Linked DNA regions of Homo sapiens: region 2 is linked to region 1. Evidence: chromatin loops called from intact Hi-C (ENCODE). Cell type or tissue: body of pancreas. All regions are shown on one strand. Links, peaks and the distances in the headings refer to the core of each region. The heading gives the core; the rest is flanking DNA.

What was found. Peaks named below come from ENCODE experiments on the same cell type or tissue, not always from the same donor. Only the 100,000 strongest peaks of a DNase experiment are listed, where the experiment ranks them.
Region 2: it touches region 1 in a loop (2.2-fold over the local background); 10 of 110 quality-filtered maps call a loop at or near these places.

The regions. Positions count from the first base shown.
Region 1 is chr16:84,045,078-84,053,884 of GRCh38, reverse strand. It overlaps MBTPS1 (membrane bound transcription factor peptidase, site 1), which reads left to right. Exons shown (of 23, transcript NM_003791.4): 23 at 1-122. Among named protein-coding and RNA genes, the nearest start is that of SLC38A8, 6.7 kb to the right of the region's middle. RefSeq lists enhancers at 4,458-5,342, 7,759-8,531. In body of pancreas, for the core only: a CTCF peak has its summit at 5,374; DNase peaks (open chromatin) are centred at 4,884 and 5,374; H3K27ac peaks cover 1,608 bases.
Region 2 is chr16:83,830,345-83,840,042 of GRCh38, reverse strand. No RefSeq gene overlaps it. Among named protein-coding and RNA genes, the nearest start is that of HSBP1, 27 kb to the right of the region's middle. In body of pancreas, for the core only: no CTCF peak of the experiment used is centred there; no DNase peak of the experiment used is centred there.

The DNA.
Region 1 (8,807 bases), core at 808-8,807:
GACCTTCGCTTTATTTTTGTAAGTATCACCTGCCACCATGTTTTGTAATTTGAGGTCTTGATTTCACCATTGTCGGTGAAGAAAATTTTCAATAAATATGTATTACCCGTCTGAAGCTTAAAGATACTGTGTAACGGACTCTTTCCACTTGTCCCATTTCTCTTTGATGACGGTCTGGAATGGGTTCTGAATCAACCTGCTAATTTTGTGTTCACTGAGACGTAATTCACATAACATTCTCCACTTTATAGTGTAGAGCGCAGTGGTTTTTGGTGTATTCACAAGGCTGTGCAGGTTCCGGAACATTTCCATCACCCTAGAGCAAAACCCCACTCCCACCAGCAGTCACCCGCGTTCATCACCTGCCCCTAGGCTGCTGGCGGCCGGGCTGCTCTGTGGATCGGCCTGTTCTGGACATGTCCTTTCAATGGGATCGCACAGTACGAGTGGGTCCTTGGCGTCCAACTCTTTTCACTCAGTGTCGTCTTTTCAGGGTTCATTGACCAGCGCTGTAGCAGGTATCAAGACTCATTCCTGCTTGTGGCTGAGCAGTGTCCTGTGGTGTGGCTAGACCAGTTGTGTTTCTGTCTTCCTCAGCTGGTGGGCGTTTGTGGTGGTCCCACTTTTTGGCTGTTGTGAACAGCACTGCTCTGAGTATTTGGGTATGGGGTTTGTGCGACGTAGTTTTTTTTTTCGTTTTTTTTTTTTTTTTCTGTTGGGAGTGTACCTATGTGTGAAATACCGCTTTGTGTTTAAGTTTTTGAGGAGTTGCCAGACTTTTTTTCTAAAGCCGCTGCACCATCTTGCATTCCTGCCAGCAGCGTGCAAGAGCCCCCCTTTCTCCACATCCTCGTCAGTACCTGCAGTTCCCCGTCTTACAAATGCTAGCCATCCTGGTGGGTGTGCAGCACTGTCTCACTGCAGCTTTCACTTGCACCTCCCTGAAGACTCACGACATTGAGTGTCTTTCCATGTGTCTGTTGCCCGTTTGTCTTCTTTGGAGAAATGTCTGTTCAGAGCCTTTGTCCATATTTTAATTGGGTTGTCTTTTTATTGAATTGTAGGAGTTCTTAGGCGAGTCCCTTATCAGCGATGGAACTTGCAGATATTGTCTCTTGTTCTTTGGGCTGTCCTTTCACTCTCTTGATGCCATCCTTTGAAATAGAAAAGGTTTTCATCTTGAAGTCCATTTTTTCTGTTTTTTTTTTTTTCTTCGGTTGCTTGTGCATTAGGGGTCATATTGGAAAAAGCATTGCCTGATCCCAGGCAGCCTGTTCATCGTCGATCCCCACCTGAACAGGGTGTTGTATGCTGACTGGCCGAGCACCAGCCCACACAGCAAAGGCGAGGGTGACTGGGAAGGAGGGCAGAGGCCGTGCGGGGACTGACAAGGGTGCTGCTGAGGTCACGGGCAGAAAACATCTCGGCCCACGCAGGGGAGGAGCCACTGGGCCGACTGTCCCTTGCAGTTCTTTTCGTCCGCGGCAGGTCACGTGCTCATCTTGCAGCTCTCACTGCACTCTGCCCACATTGCTTCGAGAATCCGAATGTGTTGCTGAGGTCCCCTGAGGCATTCGTTGCTGTCCCAAGGGTGTAGGGCGTCACACGCAGCCCGGGGGCGCGAGCATCTGCCACTCAGGAGCCCTGCTGTCCCTAGCAGGTGGCTGCGGCTCTGAGCCGCTCTCCTTACCCACATGGGGCCTTGCAGCTCTCCTTACCCACATGCGGCCTTGCAGCTCTCCTTACCCACATGCGGCCTTGCAGCTCTCCTTACCCACATACGGCCTTGCAGCTGTCCTTACCCACATGGGGCCTTGCAGCTCTCCTTACCCACATGCGGCCTTGCAGCTCTCCTTACGCACATGGGGGCCTTGCCGCTCTCCTTACCCACATGCGGCCTTGCAGCTCTCCTTACGCACATGCGGGCCTTGCCGCTCTCCTTACGCACATGCGGGCCTTGCAGCTCTCCTTACCCACATGCGGCCTTGCAGCTCTCCTTACCCACATGCGGCCTTGCAGCTCTCCTTACGCACATGCGGGCCTTGCCGCTCTCCTTACCCACATGCGGGCCTTGCAGCTCTCCTTACCCACATGCGGCCTTGCAGCTCTCCTTACCCACATACGGCCTTGCAGCTCTCCTTACCCACATGGGGCCTTGCAGCTCTCCTTACCCACATGCGGCCTTGCAGCTCTCCTTACGCACATGCGGGCCTTGTAGCTCTCCTTACCCACATGCGGGCCTTGCCACTCTCCTTACCCACATGTGGGCCTTGCAGCTCTCCTTACCCACATGCGGCCTTGCAGCTCTCCTTACTCACATGCGGCCTTGCAGCTCTCCTTACCCACATGCGGGCCTTGCAGCTCTCCTTACCCACATGCGGCCTTGCAGCTCTCCTTACCCACATGCGGCCTTGCAGCTCTCCTTACGCACATGCGGGCCTTGTAGCTCTCCTTACCCACATGCGGGCCTTGCCGCTCTCCTTACCCACATGCGGGCCTTGCAGCTCTCCTTACCCACATGCGGCCTTGCAGCTCTCCTTACCCACATGCGGGCCTTGCAGCTCTCCTTACCCACATGCGGCCTTGCAGCTCTCCTTACCCACATGCGGCCTTGCAGCTCTCCTTACCCACATGTGGGCCTTGCAGCTCTCCTTACCCACATGCGGCCTTGCAGCTCTCCTTACCTATATGCGGCCTTGTAGCTCTCCTTACCCACATGCGGCCTTGCAGCTCTCCTTAAGCACATGCGGGCCTTGTAGCTCTCCTTACCCACATGCGGCCTTGTAGCTCTCCTTACCCACATGCGGCCTTGCAGCTCTCCTTACCCACATGCGGGCCTTGCCGCTCTCCTTACCCACATGCGGGCCTTGCAGCTCTCCTTACCCACATGCGGCCTTGCAGCTCTCCTTACCCACATGCCGGCCTTGCAGCTCTCCTTACCCACATGCGGCCTTGCAGCTCTCCTTACCCACATGCGGCCTTGCAGCTCTCCTTACCCACATGCGGCCTTGCAGCTCTCCTTACCCACATGCGGCCTTGCAGCTCTCCTTACCCACATGCGGGCCTTGCTGCTCTCCTTACCCACATGGGGCCTTGCCGCTCTCCTTACCCACATGGGGGTCTTGCAGCTGTCCTTACGCACATGCGGGCCTTGCAGCTCTCCTTACCCACATGGGGCCTTGCAGCTCTCCTTACCCACATGCGGCCTTGCAGCTCTCCTTACCCACATGCGGGCCTTGCATGCTGTTGGCTCTGGAGCCTCTCGTCTCACAGGTCTCTACAGGTGCAGGCCACTCACCGTCTGGTGGTCAGGACCATAAAGGACAGGGTTATGTTAAAGGTTTTGCCTCAAACCAGAAGGCGAGGACCCTTTCTGTCCAGTTGCCGGAATGATGTCATGAGGAACTGTGTGCCCAGGCACGCTGTGCTAGTTACAACATGTGTTTTTGTTTCATTCCCCACACACTGTAAGGTGGGCATCACTGGGCCCATCACACAGGTGAAACAGAAGCCCGGGAATCACTCGTCCCCTTGCCCAGTCATACAACTAGTAGCCAAGGCAGAATTTGAACTCATGTTGCCCTCAGTCCCAAAACCTGTGTACTTAACCCTTGTTCTCTCCTGCTGGTGTCTGTGTGATGTCCCATGTCTGTCTGTCTCTCTCTAAAGGGACAGTGACACACCAGGAGGATACCCAGATGCTGGGGGGCCTTGGGACAGAGTCTGGGAGGATTGAGTGAAGGAGCAGGTGAGGGTGAGCCTGGAGAGAGAACGCCCTGGTGGAGAGTTTATGTAGAAAGGGGATTAGGTCTCCGGGAGGAACCGGATCCATGTGGTCTGCTGAGATGGCTGAGTCTGGCATTCAGATGTGCCACCCAACAGAAGAGGCCCTGGAGGGACGCCCCCTTTGCTGGGTGGCAGCCGTGGGATTCCGGGGTCTGCCTTGGAGGTCCTGGAGAGGATGTCGTGGCCCTGGCCCTAGACTCAAGCTGCCTGGGTCCAGTTCAGCCCGGCCACTCCTGCTGTGGGCCCTAGCCAGGGGCCTTCACTCCACCGACTGCTGTGTGTTTGGTACATGGTGTCACCCAGGCCATGTGCTTAGCCATGTGCCTGACAGCCAGCGCCGGTGTCAGCCATTACAGGGACACACGTGCCTGGAGGTTGAGGCCACGTTCTGTCACCTAGGCCCACTCGTGGTCCTGGGCTGGGCCAAACCCCCCTTCGAAAGGATTCCTTTTTGCCCCTGGCATAGGCTCTCATTGTCCTAGTGAACAGCTACATCTTTTTAACAAGCCAGAAAAGGCCAGCTGGCAGTGGCTCTGCCTGAAATCCCAAGACTGGCTGGCCGAAGCAGGAGGATCACTTGAGGCCAGCCTGGCCAAAGTAAGCAAGACTCTGTCTCTACAAAAAAATAACAAAAAACAAAAAAAAGACCAACCAGCCACAACCACAGATAACACCTGGGGTTCACAGGGGGCCTGGGGACCGTGAGAGGGGCCAGATGTCATCCTTTGCCCTGGCTCTCTCTAGAGACTCAGGCAGTGGCCCCGATTGCAGGAGCCTTTGAGATGAGATACAAATAGTGACTCCCCCTTTGGCCCCCTCCCCTGTATAGGACACTCAAGTCTAGATCTTTCTTTGCACACACACTTGTCTGTTCCGTGCAGAGCGTGCCCCACATATGATGGCTCCAAGGAGACCTCCCAGGAAAGCCACGCACAGTAGGTGAGCCTGGCCCACAGCGATGGTCCTGGGACCTGCTGAGCGGTCGTCTCTGTGCCTCAGGCCAATGGTTCATGGGCATGATCCCGCCCAGGGCTCTCGGAGCCATTTCTCAGGCGAAAACCCAGGTCTGGCCTGGGCCTGAGCTCTGAAGCCCTCACCGCCAGGCTGCCTGCCTCCCACGGCGGGCGGAGGGTGCTGCCTACTGGAAATAATGGGAGGGTTGACATAGATTTTGATTTCACAGGACACAAAATATAGAGTCAAGGATATGCAAAAGGGTTGTCTCCCATTTTATATACAGGTTAGATAGACATTTCTAGAGAAATATTGAAATTCTTCATTAAAAAAGTGGCTGGCACCACCGCCTTAATTGGATATTAACTCACGGAATAATGGTTTCATTTGCTGGTAACAAGAAGGCATTGCAGGTGAGTGTCCTAGAAATACAGATCCCTGGCCTCACCCCAGCTTGACTAGATCATCTGTTCCTTGGGAAGGGACTAGGAATCTCTTTTAAAAGCTCCCAAGAGCAAACAACTGCTGGAACTGTGACCCAGCAGTCCCTAAGCCTATACGCAAGAGAACTGAAAACAAGGTGTTCAAACAAAAACCTCTGTGAAGTTCACACCTGCACTATTCACAGTAGCCAGAAGGCGGGGCCGGCCCACAGGTCTAGCAGTGATGGCCACATGGACAAAGGTGGCCTCTCCATGCCATTGAACACGGCCACAAAAAGAAACGAAGTTCTCACACATGCTCCCAAGTTGGGGAACCCCAGGAACATGCTGAGTAAAAGAAGCCAGACACAAAAGGCCATGTCATGTGTGATGAAGTCTCCACAGTAAACAAAGTTCACAAAAACAGGGAGTCGATTCGTGGTTGCCAGGAGCTAGGGGAAGGGATCTTCCTTTGGGGCTGTTGAAAATGTTCTGGAATTAGATAGTGGTGATACTGGCACAACATTGTGAGTACTTAAAGCCACTGGATTGCACACTTTAAAATGGTAAGCCCCAGAATGGAGTTTAAAAAAAGTGAATTTTATGTCATGTTAACTCTTAACACGCTCCCTCCACAGGAGATTCTTGTCAACAGGCGGCCCCCTTGGGAGCCCTGGCTTAGAACCTGGGAGAGGTTCTTGTGCCCTTCCGACTCCCAGTGTCAGTGTGAACCCAAGTGGTCAGAACCCCCTGGATGAAGACCCTGTGGGCTCAGCCCTGGCACCACGTCCTCCTCCCTGCCCTCTGCCCCCAGCCCTGTGTTGGCTGCTGACCACCCCCCGCAGCACCCCCAGTGTTTCCTCCATTGGACACAGTGGCAGGAGGAGAGTGAGCCTAAAGGATGCTTCCTTTCCCTCCCACAGTTCACCCCTTTACTGCTTTACCCAGAGCAGGTCTTCTGACTACAGCTCTGGAGAAGCAGCCCCCAGGCGGGGACCGCGGGATGTGACAAGGCCTGTGCCCTGTGGCTGTGTTCCTGAGGGATCCAGCCTCTGCTGCTGAGCCCAGGGGGAGCCCACCAGCCTGTCCTCTCAGAACTGCCCAAGGATCGGAATTCAGGATGCTGGTGTATGTGGGTCCTATTGCCACCTGGACAAACTACCACAAATTTAGTGGCTTAAAACATATATTGCGGTTCCAGAGGTTGGAAGTGCAAGTTCAGGCTCACTGGCCTAAAATCAAGGTGTTGGCAGGGCTGGTTCCTTCCTGAAGCCCTGGGTGAGAACCCATTTCCCTGCCTTTCCCAGCATCCGGTGGCCCCTCCTCCGTGTTCCACGCACACCCTTCTAGCCTCTGCTGCTGTCTCCACACCACTGTCTCCTCTCTGACCTCTGGCCCCTCCTGCATCCGTGTTAGAAGGACACTGATTACATATAGAGCACACCTGGATAGCTCAGGGTCCCCTCCCCACAAGGTCCCCGATCTCATCTGTGAAGCCCCTTTTGCCATGTGGGGTAACATACAAGGCCTGGAGGTTCCGATGAGGACATCTTTGAGGCCATCATTTCACCGACCACAAGCAGTTTCTCTATCCCTATGACATCCGTCTCCCATCCGAGGACTTTTGGTCCCTGGTAATTTCTGCAGGTGGGGCCCCTCCCACCATCTGAGAAGCTGGAGGCCGGCTCTGCTCCGACACACTGGGCTTGCTGCGCTGCTTACTAAGCAGCCTTCGTGGGCCAGGCCTAGGGCTGAGAGCTTCGGAGAAAGGAGGGGCTTCAGTCTCGGGGACAGCAGGGTCAGCGGGAGGCCCTAAGAACTGGGTGCTCTACTCTCACAGCACGGTAGACCCTCCTGGGGGAGCTTCGTAGAAATTCTGACTGCCCATAATCCCAGCACTTTGGGAGGCCGAGGCGGGCAGATCACCTGAGGTCTGGAGTTGGAGACCAGCCTGGCCAACATGGTGAAACCACATCTCTACTAAAAATACAGAAATTAGCTGGGCGTGGTGGTGCACGTCTGTAATCCCAGCTACTTGGGAGGCTGAGGCAGGAGAATGGCTTGAAGCCGGGAGGCAGAGGCTGCGGTGAGCCGAGATCGTGCCACTGCACTCCAGCCTGGGCAACAGAGTGAGACTCTTGTCTCGGAAAAAAAAAAAAAAAAAAAAAAAAAAAAAAAAATTCTGACGCCTAGTGCCGTCCCAGGCCAGTTGAATGTGCAGTTTTGCGGGTGGGCCTGGCATCGGTAGTGTAGGAAGGCCCGAGGCGGTTCTCGTGTAGCTAAGGTTCAGGATACTGTTCTAGAAGCTCCGATTTGGACCCAAGTGAAAACGGAAATTTGGATAATGGAATATGGCACACACTTCTGTTCCAACCTCAGCAGCTGCCACGTGCCACTCCTGTGCTGTGCACACCATCCACGGGCCCCTCCTGACAGCCCCAGAGAGCAGGCGCCTGTGTCCTCCCATTTCACAGGTGACTCGAGTGAGGCTCAGGCCTGAGACCCCAGAGCCAGGGTGACGATACTGTGTGCTGCAGCCGGCTAGCTCCTGAGGCCTGCCGTCATTTGTTCTCTGGAGTTTTCTGGGGTGGTGGTTGTTGTTGTTTGAGATGGAGTTTCGCTCTTGTCACCCAGGCTAGAGTTCAATGGCACGATCTCGGCTCACTGCAACCTCCACCTCCCGGGTTCAGGTGATTCTCCTGCTTCAGCCTCCTGAGTAGCTGGGATCACAGATGCCTGCCACCACGCCCAGCTAATATTTGTAGTTTTAGTAGAGACAGGAGTTTTGCCATGTTGGCCAGGCTGACCTCCAACTCCTGATCTCAGGTGATCCACCTGCCTCTGTGTGAGCCACCGGGCCTCTCCAGAATTTTCTAACGGACATGAGCAGAAAGGTCTGGGAAACGATCAGAGGCCACTTTGTTGTGAAAGTTCCTAGGCCTGTCACCTGACACGGACTCTGGGGTCCTCAAGAGCTCCCTTGGTGAGGTGGGTCCCCGCAGCACAGCGGGGGAGAGGCCACCCCAGGCTGGGCGCTCTTGTGCAGGGTGCCGTGTGCAGCGTGGGCCACGGCCGACAGCATCCACACGGGCACCTCCGTGTGGCCTCCTCGTGCTCCTGCTGCACTGGAGCCAGTGTCAGGTCTGGGTGGGCTGGGCCGACTAAGCAGAGGGTGGCCGCCCACCCGCCTGCCCGCCCGCCCACCGGCTGCAGATGCAGCCCAGTAGGGCGCCCCTCCACAGCTCGGGAAAGGTCACGCAGCCCTGTGATGCCGGCAGAGAGTGGATATCAAAGCCCCTCCGAATTAAGAGGTTTTCCCCATTGCCTGGAATTTCACAGCCCAATGGCCAATTTCTAAGTCATGCACGTTAATGGGCCGCTAATGAGGGACCCACCGGCAGGGACAGGGAAGTGTCCCCCCAGCCCCCGAGCGGAGATTAAGGACTGCAAAGCCCCCAGCCGCTGCTGAAGGGCCCTTTATCTCCTTTCTCAGGAGGCTGGATTTGGGGGGAAGCGGGAATGACTTGGCCTCTTTGGCAGGCCTCGGAGAGCTGTGTGAATACTGCGTGTGGTCCCCGCCCTCTCCCAGCCTGGGTACTGCACGGGCCCTGCCTGCGGTGTCACCCGCAGCCCCCTCCTTCCCTG
Region 2 (9,698 bases), core at 1,659-9,658, 210 kb after region 1:
GTATTCATAAAACTATATATGGTATTTTTAAAAATTGAACAATGTATAAAAGTGCAAAGAATAATAATGCTAATGGAAAGACACTCGCAATCTGCTTCCCAGAAATAGCCATTATTATCAGTCTTTGGTCTCTGCTACATGGATAAAAAGACAAATAAAAAGACATTAGTTGAAAACGGGGAATTTTACTGTAGATGCTACTTTTAAAGAGAAAACATTTGATTTTACTTAGATTTGACAGTAGAAGAATCTGAAGTTAAACTAAAGAAATTGCTGACCTTTGGATAAACACAAACACAGACACCCACACAGAAACACACACACACACACACACAGACACACACACAAAGGACACAGGAGCACACACACACACTCAAGAGAAATGAGTCCTCTGTTCCTTTAAAGTTAAGAAAAATGTTTAGAAAAATCATAGAGGCTGAAGTCATTACCTTTTTCTTAAACTCCATGTTTTAACTTCGGATGGTATTTGTTGACTCTCTGGCATGAACAATGAAAAAAAAGTGCCCCATTTATTTTTTCTTCATATTCCTCTCCCTATCAGCCCCAGGAAATCATTTTTTAAAAAACTTGGTTTTATGGCAGTTGGTTAACAAATGTTATGCCATATAAATCCTCAAAACTTAACTATTGGCTGAATTTAAAATATTGAAAATCTGGGAGTAAAGCAAATTAGATAATTACAATTGTGACACTTGAATTAACTAATCTGTTTTGTCTTCTCAACTCTGTTTTAAAGCTGAAATCTAAGAAGACATGAACACAATCCATCGGCTTTGAAGATTCTGTGCCTTCTAGTTCTGCCTAAGAATAAGAAGAACTTAATACAAATGGAAAATTAAGATTTCTGTTATTTTATTTATTTATTTTTTTGAGATGGAGTTTTGCTTTTGTTGCTCAGGCGGGACTGCAATGACGTGATCTCGGCTCAACGCAACTCCTCCTCCCCGGTTCAAGTGATTTTCCTGCCTCAGCCTCCCGAGTAGCTGGGATTACATGTGCCACCACACCCAGCTAATTTTGTATTTTTAGTAGAGATGGGGTTTCTCCATGTTGGTCAGGCTGGTCTCGAACTCCCGACCTCAGGTGATCTGCCCGCCTCGGCCTCCCAAAGAGCTGGAATTACAGGCGTGAGCCACCATGCCTGGCCAAGATTTCGGTTATACATGATAAAGATAAACTAAAGAATTCCATAGAGTTCAAATTATTGTCAGTGTTCCCAAATGGCATTTTTCATCTGTGTTTGAGGGAAGGAGAAATATCAACCTTACTAATAACTAAGACAACCAATACAAGTGTAGTTTCCTGAAATGTATTAATGGACATTTTAGTTTTTAAAGCAGTCAGGGGACCTGGATCTGAAATCTGGACATTCTTTTACTCTCCATAGAAAAGACACCCCAAGTAGTTCCAATGCGATTAGACGATTATGGCTGATCACATTTCCCTTTCTAAGTACACAGTCTATGAAATCAGCAAAAAAAGAGATCACGGTTGTTGTAACTCGATCCTCCTACTCTGCGGCATTAATCTTTCCAACGGAATAAGACAGTTGCATCTCTTTCTTCCTCCTTCTCTCCTTTTTTTCCTTTCTTTCTCCCTCTCTCCCTTCCTTTCTTCTTTCTTACCTTCCTCCCTCCCTCCCCTTCCTCCCTCCTTCCTTCCTTTTTCCCTTTCTCTTTTCTTCCCCTCCTCTCTCTCTTCCCTCCCTCTCTCTCTTCCCTCCTTTTCTTTCCTTTTCCTTCCTTCTTTTCTTTCTCCCTCTCCCCCACTGCATCATGCACTTATTCATTTATTCAACAAATATTCATTGAGCATCTACTAGCACCAGCCCTGTATCCTCCATCCTAGAGGATACAATGGTAAATTTATTGGTTATTCTGTGCTGGCTAACAAGCCACCCCAATACTTAGTATTTAAACTTAGTGTGAAATGGCAATGATATTGCTTTACTCATGATTCTGTGGGTTGGCTGGATAATTCTTCTGCTGGCCTCATCTAGGCTTGCTCACCTGGATGTATCCGGCCAGAGGGTCAACTGGGCTGGAAGTTTTAATATAACTCACTAGTATATGAGTCTCTTGGTCCTGGGTATTGGTGGCGTGCCTCAGTTCTCCACCAGGTGGGAGTTAGCTTAGACTAGCTCCCTTAGATGGCAGGAACTAGGACTCCACCTTCGGATGGGAAAAGTGGCAAAATCACAATGCAGAGGGACGTGTATATAAGGATGAGAGGAATCTGGAGCAATGTGGCCATGTTTTGCATTTCACCGTAGCAAATGAGATGGATGGGGTTCCTACCCTCATGTAGCTTGCAGTCTAGTAACAACAGTCAGTAATGACAGTTCATACTTGCAGAGCACCCACAATACAATGTGCCAGGCACTGTTCTAAATCATTTATAAGCATTAAGATATTTCATCCTCACAACAACCTTATAACATCATAGTATGAGCCACAGGCGACCTGCCTTATTCCAGGATTGTTAGGGGCTCTTCTCCACGGAAACGATGTCCAGACTCTCCCTTGAGGGATAAAAAAGCTATCAAGGGAAAAGGGGAAGGGTGGGGAGAAGAAAAAGGGTGCCATGGGGAAAATCACGGAAATGTAAGATTTCGTTTGAGAATTGCCGCTGGCTACAGTCGAGTGAAATCAAGAGCAAGAAAAGAAAGCTGCCAAGTTGGACAACAAAAAAGGACATTCACCCCATCCTAAGACAATTACTCAGAGATTTTGAAAATAAAGTTTATTGCTTAAAACTCCATGAATGAAATTAGATAGGCAGATAACAAATGGGAAAAATTATTAACAACATATATTGGTTCAACCATGTATTCATTCAATTACTGAGCACCCAAGAGATTCTGCAGTTCCAGACCCTTTTCCAAGCACCTACCTAAATATACGCCCCAATAGATAATTACCTAGGAGAGTATTCTCTAACATGGGTTTGAGGTTGATTCACTTTTTACCACATTTTTCTCTCAACAGCATATCTTAATAATCATCAGATAGGTCTAGCTCTTTCTTTTTGAATGGATATATGCTACTGCTCATTTAAATCTCAATGGATTTTAGGTTGTTTATAATTTTATCCTATTGCAACCACTGCAACCAGGGGCACCTCAGTTATTGCTTCTTGGCACATGAAGTATTTCTATAATCTAGAGGCAAAATTATTGCAACAAATGATATGTGCATTCTAAACATTTTAGTAGCTATTGCTATGACACCTTCCAATAAGGCTGAACTAATTTGCATCTTATCAGCATATTATGAGAGTACCCATCCCTTTGCCCATCATTAAATTTTTAACAATCCAAAGGGCAAAAAAAAAAAAAAAAAAAATTCCCCACAAACCAACAACACAACAACAAAAACAACAACAAAAGACCCATTTTATCGCTATTGAGTTAGTCTGAATTTGAACTGTCCTAATTTCCAGAGCAGTCCTTACCAGTTTTCAAGTGGACACATTTATGAGACACCACGCATATTGCAGGAATATTTTGCTTCAGGAAATTGCCCAGTTTAAGTTTGTGGATATACTGAGGGTTAAATTGCCTCCAAATGAAGTTTAAGGTACATAGCAAAATGTATGGCTCCAAAGGATATCAAAGTAGCAGCTCAGAGCAATTTCAAAGAACGTACGAGGCTCCTATCAGAATAAGAGCATAGATGAACAGCGGATCCATGATTTGCCGAGGGCTTATTCATTACAGAGTTATTTTGGGGGTAATAATACAAATAGGCATGCCCCCTTTCCTTCTGGGTGGAATAAACATGATAATGTTCTCTACAAGAAAAGATGGCAATATCCATGTTGATAAATGTATGCTTTATCATTTCAGAAGTTGTTTATGGAAAGAATGACTCAGCAGGAAACGCAGATGAGAAACCACAGGAAATCTGAACTGGGCTTTTGACTGGAGCTGGTTAAATAAAAGCCATTATGTTTTACTTTATACCTAGACATTTGTATTTTAAATTTAATCACATTGAAGTCTTAAGTGGCATCATTTTATTACACCTAAAATTGATGAATACAATGTCTTTTTGTTTTTTTCCCATTAAAAATTACTCCAAATTGGGCCGAAATGTTTCTAAGTGCTCAGAACTGGAACATTGGGTGAAGTCATGGGAGGGGATAGAAAATATCCTCGGTAAATTATTAGGTCCTTCTTCTTATGGAATTTCATATTATGTTACTAACAGGGAATGCTGACACCCCTCTTTGAAGACTCACATTTATAGTAGAACGGTATTTCCTGTGGTGGTTTTGGGATGTGATTACTAAGAAATTGAATTTAGGAAAACAACCATGTAGTATAATCATATAAAAACTTGATTTCTTGCACCAAGCTAGCCAATCCATCAAAAAAAAACAAAAAGCAAAAAACAAAAAGCAAAAACAAAAACTAGAAAACGACAAACAAACAAACAAAAACTATTGATTCTACCTCTTGAATGCACATTAGTTAATCCGGTCCTCCCAAAGTCTACTGCCTGTCCAAGGCACCTCAGTGATGTCACGCCTGGAGCCCTGCAGAGGCTTCCCATGGGTCTTTGGGAATCCCCTCTACCTCTGGGGTGGACATGGTTTGGTGCCTGTCCGGCAACCAACACCCAAATCCTACTTGATAAGAACACCCAAAGACTCAAGGGAAAGTGACCACTTTTCCAACCCAGGGATAGATTTTGATTACTCTAAGCCAGTTAGGGCAGCCCCATTTTCCTTGCAGTGGCTGGTTTGGAACAAGCAAATGAATTACAGAGGGGTTATAAACCCACAAATCTTACTATGTTATGTCTCCGCTTAAAAACCTCTCAATGGCTTCTTGAGTCTTTTAAAAGAAGAATCTTAATAAGGTCTTTTGTCGTCTGTCAAAGTGCTCTAGCTTTTCCTTAAGGCCTCCTCCCCATGTCTGGCCTCCAGCACAGAGGTCTTCTCTGAGTTGCTGGAAGCTCTGAAAGTGGTTGTTCTAAGAGCCTGCACACAAAGTGATCACTTTGTTCCCTAGACTATAGCAAGTGTTAAAATAATGATAATAATAATAGCCACTTTGCTTCAGTCTTATTTCCACTTTCTTTGTTCAGACAACTTTTTCAGCTCCTTGGTAAAATCTTCCTATGCTCCCTTCTTCTGAGACATGGGAATCTTCCCTTTTATAGGTTTTCAAAACACCCTATATTTTCTCATACCCCTTATGTATTAGTCCATTTTCCCACTGCTATAAAGAAATGCCTGAGACTGGGTAATTTATAAAGGTAAGAGGTTTAACTGACAGTTCCTCATGGCTGGGGAGGCCTCAGGAAACTTACAACCATGGCCAAAGGGGAAACAAGTACCTTCTTCAAATGGCAGCAGGAGAGACAGAGAAAGCCCGGGGGAAACTGCCACCTTTAAACCATCAGATCTCCTGAGAACTCCCTCACTATAACGAGAACAGCACGGGGGAAACTGCCCCCATGATCCAATCACCTCCCACCAGGTTCCCCCCTTGACACGTGGGGATCACAGTTTGAGATGACATTTGGGTGGGGTCACAGACCCAAACAATACCACCTTACCACAGTTTCTCAGACTTTCCTTGTTTTTGATGACCTTGGTAGTTTTGAGGCATACTGGTTGGGTATTTTGTAGAATGTTCTTTGTTGGGCTTTGTTTGATGATTTTCCTCATAAGACTGGGGTTGTGAGTTTTGGGGTCAAAGACTTTACAGAGGTAAAATGTCCTTCTTATCACATTATATCAAGGGTGCCTCCAATGAATGGAATGTCATTGCTGATGTTGTCCTTGGTCACCTGGCCAGGGTCATGTTTGCCATGTTATTCCACTTTAAAGTTACCCTTTTAGGCCCCAAGCGGTGACTCACACCTGTAATCTCAGCACATTTGGAGGCTAAAGCAGGAGGACTGCTTGAGGCCAGTAGTTGGAGACTAGTCTGGGCAACATAGTGAGACCCTGACTCTACGAATATAAAAATTATGCACACCAGGCTTGGTGGTGTGCATCTGCAGTCCTAGCTACTCAGGAGGGTGAGGCAGGAGGATCACTTGGGCCTGGGAGGTGAGGCTACAGAGAGGCATGATCATGCCATTGCACTCCAGTCTGGGTGATGGGGCAAGACCCTGTCTCAAAAATAAATAAAGTGACTTTTTGTCCCCTCTTTGGAAGGAAGTCACTGCATGCAGCCCACATCTAAGCAGAAGGGAATTATGCTCCTTTCACAGTGTGGTTTTCAGGAAGCTCGGGCAGAGCTGTCAGGGAGTCTATGAGTCAGGGTCCCCCAGCAGAGGAGTCCTGCATCCCCCAGGAAGGGGCCTGGCTCAATGTTTCTGTCATGCCCAGTCCCTGGCTGGGAGCAGCTTATGGCAAGCATGGCCTTGCTGCAAATGTGGCAATGGATTTCAGGATTCAGCAGCTGGGGCTGTGGGGCTGTCACCCTGCCTGTAGTCAGAGGCCTGCAAGACATTTTCTCATGATGGCCTGGGCAGTAGGCAGCAGCTGCGTGTAGCAATCCCATTGATAGTCCCAGCTGAGGTCCCAGCCAACCTCTAGCATCACCTACCAGCCAAGTGAGAGGCAGGGCCTGCAGCCTTCCAGCCCTGGAGCAGGGACACGCACTTTGTCCCTTGGAGTGGGGGCATGCACTTCCTGCTTTGCCCTACACAAATCTCCTGATGCAGGGCAGGCAGTCCCAAACTGGGGCTTAGCCTGGGAGGGTTCCTTGGCTCCACTCAGGAAAGAATTTAAGAGCGAGCTCGTGGTGGAAGAAAACAGCTTTATTGAGGCAGCAGTATTACAGCTCTGTGGCTGGTCCTCCAGAACAGGGCTACCCTATAGGCAGTATGCTAAGAGTAGCAGCTCAGGGACTCAGTCTGAGGTCTGCAGTCATATTGATACCCAGTGATATGGTTTGGCTGTGTCCCCACCCAAATCTCATCTTGAATTCCCATATGTTGTGGGAGGGACTCACTGGGAGGTAATTGAAACATGGGGGAAGGTTTTTCCCACGTTGTTCTCATGACAGTAAGACTCACTAGATCTTATGGTTATTTTAAGTGGGAGTTTCCCTGCACAAGCTCTCTTTGCCTGCTGCCATCCACGTAAGATGTGACTTGCTCCTCCTTGCCTTCCACCATGATCGTGAGGCTTCCCCAGCCACAGGGAACTATAAGTGCAATTAAACCTCTTTCTCTTATAAATTGCCCATTCTCAGGTATGTCTTTATCAGCAGCATGAAAATGGACTAAAACACCCACTTTTAATTACATGCAAATTAAAGGGAGGATTATGCAGAAATCTTAAAGTAAAGGGTAGTAACTTCCAGGTCATCAGGTTGTTGCCACGGAAAGGGGCAGTAACTTCGGGGTGTTGCCACGGCTATGGTCAACTGACATGGAACACTGGTAGGTGTGTCTTATAAAAAGGTGCTTCCACCCAGTCCCTGTCTAGCTGGTCTGGTATCCCAGCCTTACCTCAAGAGTTGAGTCCTCACTCCCATTGGAGGGATAAAGGGTCGTTTATGCTGCCTAGTTTTGGGTGGTGTGTTACAAAGCATAGGCAACTGGGACACTGCTTTGCTTCCATGAGACCTGCCTGTCCCTTCATGGAAATGCCCCTGTTTTACTTAGACTGGGTGTGGTGGCTTCTGTGATGCCCACTCAAGCCTCCTGAAGACCCTCCTTGGCCTGTGGATTAGGCAAACACTGGAGCCACTGGTGAGAAATGCTGAAAAGAACCTTCTGCATAGATGGCAGCAAAAACTAAGCAATCACCGGGGGCTCTTCCAATCCCAGGGCTCAGTCCTTCTGGATCCAGGCCATGGGTATTTCTTCTCATTGGTAAAGGCAATTTATAATTCATTCTCATCTTCAAAAATGCTTTTCTGGGAAGGAATTGGGGCAATGCAGCAGAAAGAAGAGGCACAGCACCCCTGAACAAGCCTTGTTTCACCTGGTTCTGTTATAGAGGCATCCACTCACTTAGCCAGGGATTTTTAGTACCTTCTGAGCTACTCAAATAGGAATAGTGAGACCAATACTCTGACACAAAGAAGCTTCTGGCAAGGATGTTAGAGCTAGTATTTTCTGCTTATATAAAGAAATTGAAGCATGATTTTAAGCAAACAAGATTTCCTGATCTCTAATGTATTCCAGAGTGTTTATTCACCACCTTTCAGAAAATTCGAATTTCTGTTTAAACAAAAGATTTTCTTCTCATAATCTATTTATGGCTGACATTGCAAAAGTCATTTTATTATGCAAATGGAAGTCTGAGAAGTGGAAAGCGAAGGTCAAGGGCAGACCGGATGATGAGGGTCGCAGGTGGGAGAGGAGCAGTTATTGGATTTTAAGTTTCCCAGTTTATGCAAGCACCTCCCCAGGGAGGTGGCAAAGGGAGAGGAGTAAGAGCACAAGGGGAGGAGGGAGGAGTGGAGAGAGGAGGGGCAGCACTGGGACCTGCTCAGCATCCGTTCCTGTTCTTCCTAAAGGAATTCCAGTTTCACTCTGGAATCTTCCCTGTGCTCAAAGCAGTCCACCCCTCAGGAGAAGCTGCTCCATCCCCTGGCTCCCGGATGCATCTGCCTCCTCCAATGGCATCGAGAGACAGGAGTGTGGTGTGTACCGCTGTCAACTCTGGAGTCAGACAGCTTGGGTTAAAATCCCAGCCTTTGTATTTACATGCTGTGCAATCTTGAGCAAGTAACCTCACCTCTCTGGGCCACAGTTTCCTCGGCTGTAAAGTGTGCGGATAATAATTACAGACATTTCATAGGGCTGTAAGAGGACAGAGTTCATACTGTAAAGTGCTTAGGATGATACCGGGCACAGAGCGTTTTGTTAAATAAAATCTCAGTCTCATTGTCTGTACCAGCATTTGGTTCAGAAATGAGTGAGTGGCTATCTCCAGCTAAATACACGTGAGTGATCTCTCCCCTTCAGACTTCTGGCTTTGTGAGAAAAACACCTCCCTATTGGTTTGACCCAGCATCAAGGGGGTCTGTGCTACCCGCTACTGAAGCCTTCCTCCCCGAGGCATTCCACAGCAAGTCACTCCCTCTACTGCTGGCTATGATTTCTCAGCAGTTATCCCGCATACTTGGGAATTTTTGTGGCACCTACAACTTACTCACCAACACAACATTCTATGAATGCTAAATATACCTGTTAATGAGGTTGGTATAATGGTATCTTTTGTAGATATTGATTCAAACGTGTTGGACCTCGGAATTTCACTTTGGTATCAATACCATCCCCTTCCCCACAAAAGTCTCTCATAAATGTACAGGTCCTGAGAAGTCCGTAGGCCCCAGCGCTGGGCCGTTTACACCTAATGAGTAAAGTGGCTTCGTCTCGGATGTCCCACCACAGACTCCGCCCCGCAACAGGGAGCCCAGGCTGCCGCCTCCTACAGCTGTGATTTCGAAAAAGAAACGCACCTTGGTACCGACGCTGGGAAAAGCACTCTGCTTGGCCTGCCTCACCACGTGGCCACCTTCAGATCAGGGTTGGGGGGCCTGTCATGTGACCTGAATAACTCATATGACTTTTTGCCAGAGTCACATGGAAGACAGCCCTACTTCAGCTTCTGCATTAGCCACGGTGATTTCTCAGCGGTATGGAGTCAGGCTTTTGCTGCAATGATGCGGCGTCCCTAAACTGACCAGACATGAA